Linked DNA regions of Homo sapiens: region 2 is linked to region 1. A link is a contact called in ENCODE Hi-C or POLR2A ChIA-PET data. All regions are on one chromosome and are shown on one strand. The core of a region is the stretch at or near the end of the contact, and the rest is flanking DNA. Distances in the headings are between cores, read along the strand shown.

Region 1 (2,700 bases), core at 185-2,684:
GTATATACATCCACTTACAATTTCAACTGGAATTTTTTTAAAAAAATCATCTACCTTATGCTTGAGTAGTGATCCCTTAACTTTGTCCTGGTGTTATTAGTGACCCAATCACGACTTCAGATGACCCTTGGTAGTCTGTCTTCTTGAGTTCTACTGTACACATCTGAGAGACGGTTTAAATTCTGTACAATTGGCTAGTTGGAAAGAATACAAAAAATAAAACAAAATTTAAGTCACAATTTCAGGATAATTGTAATAAAATTTTAAATGGAAAATTTCTATATTGTATATATGCAACCTATATGACATCTAAAATTGCCTATCCGGTATAGTAACTTAATACGTTTCTTCCTCATTTGAATTTACAATTGCAAATGCCCTGTAAGAAAATCCTAATTACTGGAAATCAAGTATTTTACTAAGTTACTTATTTCAATAATAAAATTTTTTTAGTTCATTGACATACGGGAGACAAGTTGGCTCACTGACTGACTTACACAGCGTATCCGTTCCTAGATTTTCAATTTTTATACTAAAAATGTTGCCACTCATTTATTTACTGGATTAGGTACACCACTACAAAATCAAACAGCTCATCTTACTCTTTATAAAGGTTTTTTTGGGTCCATCATACAATTTGTGTCCTTTACTTAAAAAATTAGAAGACATAACCAAACAAATTATAGTAATTCACCCACAGTCCCATTACCCCAAGAAAACTGTGACTAGTTTTAATTATATCTTCCCCACGATTTTCAACTGAACACACATGAAAGTGCCTAATACGTTAAATATCTTAGCTCCTGGACTTCATACGACCTCACCCATACAGTTAGAATTAGGTACTACTGAGATCGATCTGCCTTCACCTTCTCCAGCCCAGTAGCGAATAAACAATGTAAGTTTCAGAAATAAGCAAAAGAACTTTGCAGTAAAAGAGCCATGGTCCACAGGCCACACATCTCCCTGCAACTCAACTTCGGACCCAAACGCTCGCGCCTCCACACTTTCAGGAATAAATCCTACTCTTCCGCCCAAAACGGATCGACCAGGCTCGATCTCCCAACCAGACCCGCGTGGCCCCTGCGGCTGCAACGGGTAGCACTTGACGGCCGTCCGCACTTCCTCCTTTGTCTTTCCCTTATTCCTTACGTTTCTCCCTTGCTCACTCTTCCCTCCTTACCCTATCGGGGCTGCAGACCCACGGAGGCCACGTTCACTCCTGCCCGTCGGCCTTGGCAAGCGCGGGCCCCTTGTCGCGCAGAGCGGAGGGTCCTGGGAGATCCTGGGTTGGCCCAGCCACACCTTGCGCCGCCGCCGTTTCTGCTGGACACCAGGAGAAAACCACGGCAGCTGCAGCCACCAACTTCCCCTACATAGCCCCACGGGATCGGATCCCACTCCCCACTCACCGCCAGACCGGAAGCAGGAAGGCGGAAGTCGCGGCCTTTGCGTCCCGCCCACAGGCGACCCGAGCCGCCAGCCGGGCGTGAGTAAGTCTAGGGCCCAGTTTCCGGCTGCGCCATTGCTGTGTGGGTCTTGGGACCTCGAGTTGGAGGACGCGGGAGGGTGGGGGCGGGGGCAGGGCAGCGCTGAGATTTCCGGGGAGCGGCAGGTGAGGCCGCGCGGGGCGGGTGACGGCACCCGGGCGGGCTCCTTTCCAGGCTGGAGCCCGAGACTGCCACGTCCTGCGGGGACCAAGTGGTGGGCGAGGAGGCGTGGAGCGGCTTCAGGACTCGAGGAGCGGTTCCGAAGCAGCTAGGGACTTTTGCCTTTGCCCCCCGAGGTCGATCGGAAGACAACCCCCATCCCCTGCTGTAGCGGGACAGTTGGAGGGTCATGGGTGGGTGAAGTGTTTGGCTGAGGGAAACTCAGACCAAAGAGCAGCGGCAAGAAAGCAGTTGGGTCCCCACAAAACGCCCGAAGTCAAGGTGAGGGTCACACAACGACTCTTGACGATTCCGGCGAGTTCATCCTGGTGCACATCCCACTCCATGCCTCTCTCTTCTGGTTGGACAATAGTTACATCCTTACGAAAAGGAGGCAAGCTACTGGGCCTTGGTGGATCCACTCAACCTTGTTACCAAGGGACATGCCGCCATGCTATGTGAAAAGGGGGGTTTTGTTGTTTGTTTTTAATTTAAGTATCTAATTCGTTTCACGAAAGAATGATCAATACCGGCCCAGAGTAAACTTGATAAGTAATTAAACTGTCAGGGCATAGAGTTCCCATAGAGGTGCTTGTTCTTTCAATACACAAATAAAGGGATGCAAAAGTCAACATGCAGAAAGGGTGAGTTAATATTGTCTTCTAATCTACAGGAACTGAAAGATTAGCTAATCTGGTTTGGTTGGTGACCAAATTTTGTGATTGCTTGCACTGTTTGACTACCTCTGACAAATGTTGCAAGACCTCTTCACTGATTCTCCAAAGACTATAGAATGTTCTCTTTCAGGAGCAAGCTGCGACATGTTTAACTAGTTTAGGTAAAACAACAATAACTGTTATTTACCAGGGAACAGGCTTTTGGCAGATAATCTAACGATCTACGATACTGTTCGTTGGGCATATGTTAATGTTTGTAATGTTGTATTACCAGCAGTTGTTTTCTTACTCCTTTTTATTTGAAAACCTGGATGATAGTTTCAAAGCCTATGCTGCTTAGGCCTAGCCTGTACCTTAGTAGCCAGAAAAAGTAG
Region 2 (2,700 bases), core at 156-2,655, 320 kb before region 1:
CATCAGTGCCTGGCACCTAAGCACTGATAAATGTCTGCCACGGGGTGAGGGGTGGATTTTATTTAGTTCTCGGTGACCTTGGGGAGACCAATTTCTGATCAGTAGTACGAAGAGAAACTACAAAGAAAGGGAATGAATAAGCGGGTGCGTGGTAAGAACGCAGAGGCAGCCACCAGGTATCGATGACCCTTTCGGAGCACGTAAGCAATAAAAGTGAGGAATGAAATAAAGGGTAATCCGAGAGCACAGGGTTAAGTGAACATGCTTTCCGAGGGGAGATCGTAGCAAGAGGGAAAAGACCACTGGCGAGGAACTCGGGTCGCTAAAACTGTTCTTCAGTCGACGCGGGACTAACTACACTGGGAGCAGGACAGGTGTAAAGACCCGCTCCTTCCCGTCCCGAGTTCCCCAGGGAGCTCCAAAGAGCGCTCTGTCCGCACCGGGTGAAGTTTGAAACAGCTCTGACTTGAAGGGGGAAAGCCCATTTCCCAACGAACCTGGGAAAGCCCATTTCCCAACGAACCTGGGAAAGCCCATTTCCCAAAGAACCAACGATACCTGGGACGACAAAACAACAGGCTTTCCTGTTTCCATCTCCGGCACGACCTGTTCCACGGCTCTGTATTCATCAGCCTCCTCCCGGCCAGCAGCAGCCACCAAGACAGGATGCGGCTCGGGGAGCCGAAGGGACAGCGCCCCAAGTTCATCTGGCCGCGGGAGCAAAAAAAGCGCCCAAAGGGGAAGGAAGGAAACAGAAAGAAAGGGGCTCCGGAATTTGGGGGGGTGGCTAGCGAGGCCAGACCCCGGAGCTGGGAAAATGACCTCCGCGTCCAAGGTCGAGCAGGTCCTTCTCCCTCCCAGTCCCGCCGGCGAGCACCTCTGCCCCTCCCGCTCCGCTCCGCAGGGCCAGCGCCGCGCGGGACCCCAGTCCAGGCTCCGCTCCGCAGCGCGCCCACCGGGCCCGACCTTCCCTTCGGGATGCTGCCGGGTGGGGGCTCCCGAGAAGGCGCAGGTGAGCGCCGCGGCCCCGCGCTCCGGCGAAAAGGGCCTCGGTCCTCCCCACGCGCAGGCAGCGGGGACAGAACTTCCCAAGCGCCTCCCGAGCCCAGGGAGGGCCTGGCCCCGCTCCCGGGGCCCCCGCACCCGGGTCCCACTTCTCGCGCGCCGCGCCCAAGTTCCTCCATCCGGCCACTCCCGACGCCGTTCCCCTCGGCTCTGCCTCCCTCCCCAGTCTCTTCTCCTCCGCGCGCCGGGAAAGTTTGGCCCCTGCCCGCCGGCCTGGAACCCCGCACTCACCGCACAGGGAGCGGAGCCGAAGCGCCGGGCGCGCGCGGGAGAGAGGGCGGCGACTGGCAGCGCGAGCGCGGAGCTCCTCACAGCGGCCCCCGCTGTCCCGGCCGCCGACTGGGTTGGAAAGGGGAGGAGGCCGCCGGGTGTCACCTGCCCGCTATCCCACCCAGCCGCGTGACGCGCGCAGCGCCGCCCCCTGCCCGCCGCCGCCAGGTGCCCGCCGAGGGCCGGAGGGAGGAGCCGGGGCGGCGCGAGGGGGAGCGGCCGGGAGGGCGGAGGCCGCCCCGGCCTCGCCTCCGCCGCGCGCCCTGACTCTCGGGACTGGGGCCCACCGGCCGCTCTGGGTTAGCGGGGCTGGTCGTGGCACCGATGACCTTTCTTTCCGAGAGCAGATGCCATCACTTGGGGGACATCTCCAGGCTGACATAGCAGAGTGGAAATTGTCGTCATGCGTGACTCATTTGGGAATGAGCAGTAGAAAAATCCGAAATGAGGAAAACCTAGCTGAGGCTGGAGGCGGAGAAAAAGGGGACTCCTTGCTTCTGAAAGGGTATTGGGAGGGTTAATTCGCATCTGAAATGGAAGCCAGACCAAGAGGAGAAGGCCCTGGGAGGGGAAGGCCGACTTGGTTCAGCTCCATCCCCTGCTTATAAGGAATAAGAAACTAGAGAATTGAGGCAGCCTGGGGGGCATGGGGAGAGGACTTTTAGAGCAATGAAGATTAGATTGTATATCATCTAACTTTGTTTCTGGTAACAGCAACTGCTGCAGGAAAAAAAGTCTAGAAAATTCATTTCTCGTTACCTACTGTTGGATTGGAAAGTGGGGGTGGGGATGAGCGTTCGGAGTGTGCACCTGCGCTTGGTTTATTTATTTTTTAAACGTACCTGGCCTTGTGTCTGGTAATGATCCTCCTAATCGCTGGTATGATTTGGATCATCAATAGCTGAAAGGCAAAATAGGGGCCTAGAGAAGTTCCCTGCTTCTGAGGCAAAACCAAAGGCTGGTGTTGAACTGTCCAGAAACCTAAAAAACAATAATCATTTTTAGTTGCAGTCCTGACCCAACCACCTCACAAATGTGGGCTTTGAGTTTGTATTGCGAGTTCTCAGCATGGAATCAAGAAACACAAAAAGGGGCTGGGAGCGTCAGGACCACCAGAGAGGATGGGTAGGGAGAAAAAAAAAATTGGGGTGTCGGAAGCATATTTTCCTCACATGTAGGGATTGCCTTCGGCAGCTTAATCCCACTACATTAAACAAGAGGTTTTAATGTTTTTATGTAAAACTTCGAAAGTGTCCATTGAAAGAAAAGCAAAAAAAAAAAAAAAAAAAAAAAAAAAAGCTTAAATTGCAAAGAATCTCGAAGTCAAAAAAACTAAAGATTTCTCCTTTCTTTTAGATAACTTTG

Evidence for each region. Hi-C counts contacts between places; a loop is a spot of excess contacts on that map. ChIA-PET counts read pairs that join two places held with the same protein, here RNA polymerase II (POLR2A). Pooled maps may share reads with other maps.
Region 2: a loop to region 1 is called in a map of K562, with 3 times the contacts of the local background. The contact joins the promoter of ELOVL7 here to the promoter of SMIM15 in region 1. A Hi-C loop is called at or near these places in 1 of 168 maps with a recorded cell type or tissue (K562), 2 of 37 single-sample maps with no recorded cell type and 7 of 50 pooled maps. POLR2A ChIA-PET finds 5 or more read pairs at or near these places in 2 of 52 experiments (Panc1 and activated T-cell).

The regions. Positions count from the first base shown.
Region 1 is chr5:61,161,034-61,163,733 of GRCh38, forward strand. SMIM15 (small integral membrane protein 15) reads right to left here and starts at 1,435. Exons shown (of 3, transcript NM_001048249.4): 1 at 1,184-1,435; 2 at 55-194. SMIM15-AS1 (SMIM15 antisense RNA 1) reads left to right here and starts at 1,283. Exons shown (of 4, transcript NR_109908.1): 1 at 1,283-1,493. RefSeq lists enhancers at 602-1,498, 984-1,063, 1,134-1,393, 1,924-2,023, 2,064-2,123 and a silencer at 1,574-1,683.
Region 2 is chr5:60,842,864-60,845,563 of GRCh38, forward strand. ELOVL7 (ELOVL fatty acid elongase 7) reads right to left here and starts at 1,406. Exons shown (of 9, transcript NM_024930.3): 1 at 1,297-1,406. RefSeq lists silencers at 1,078-1,137, 1,148-1,307, 1,328-1,627.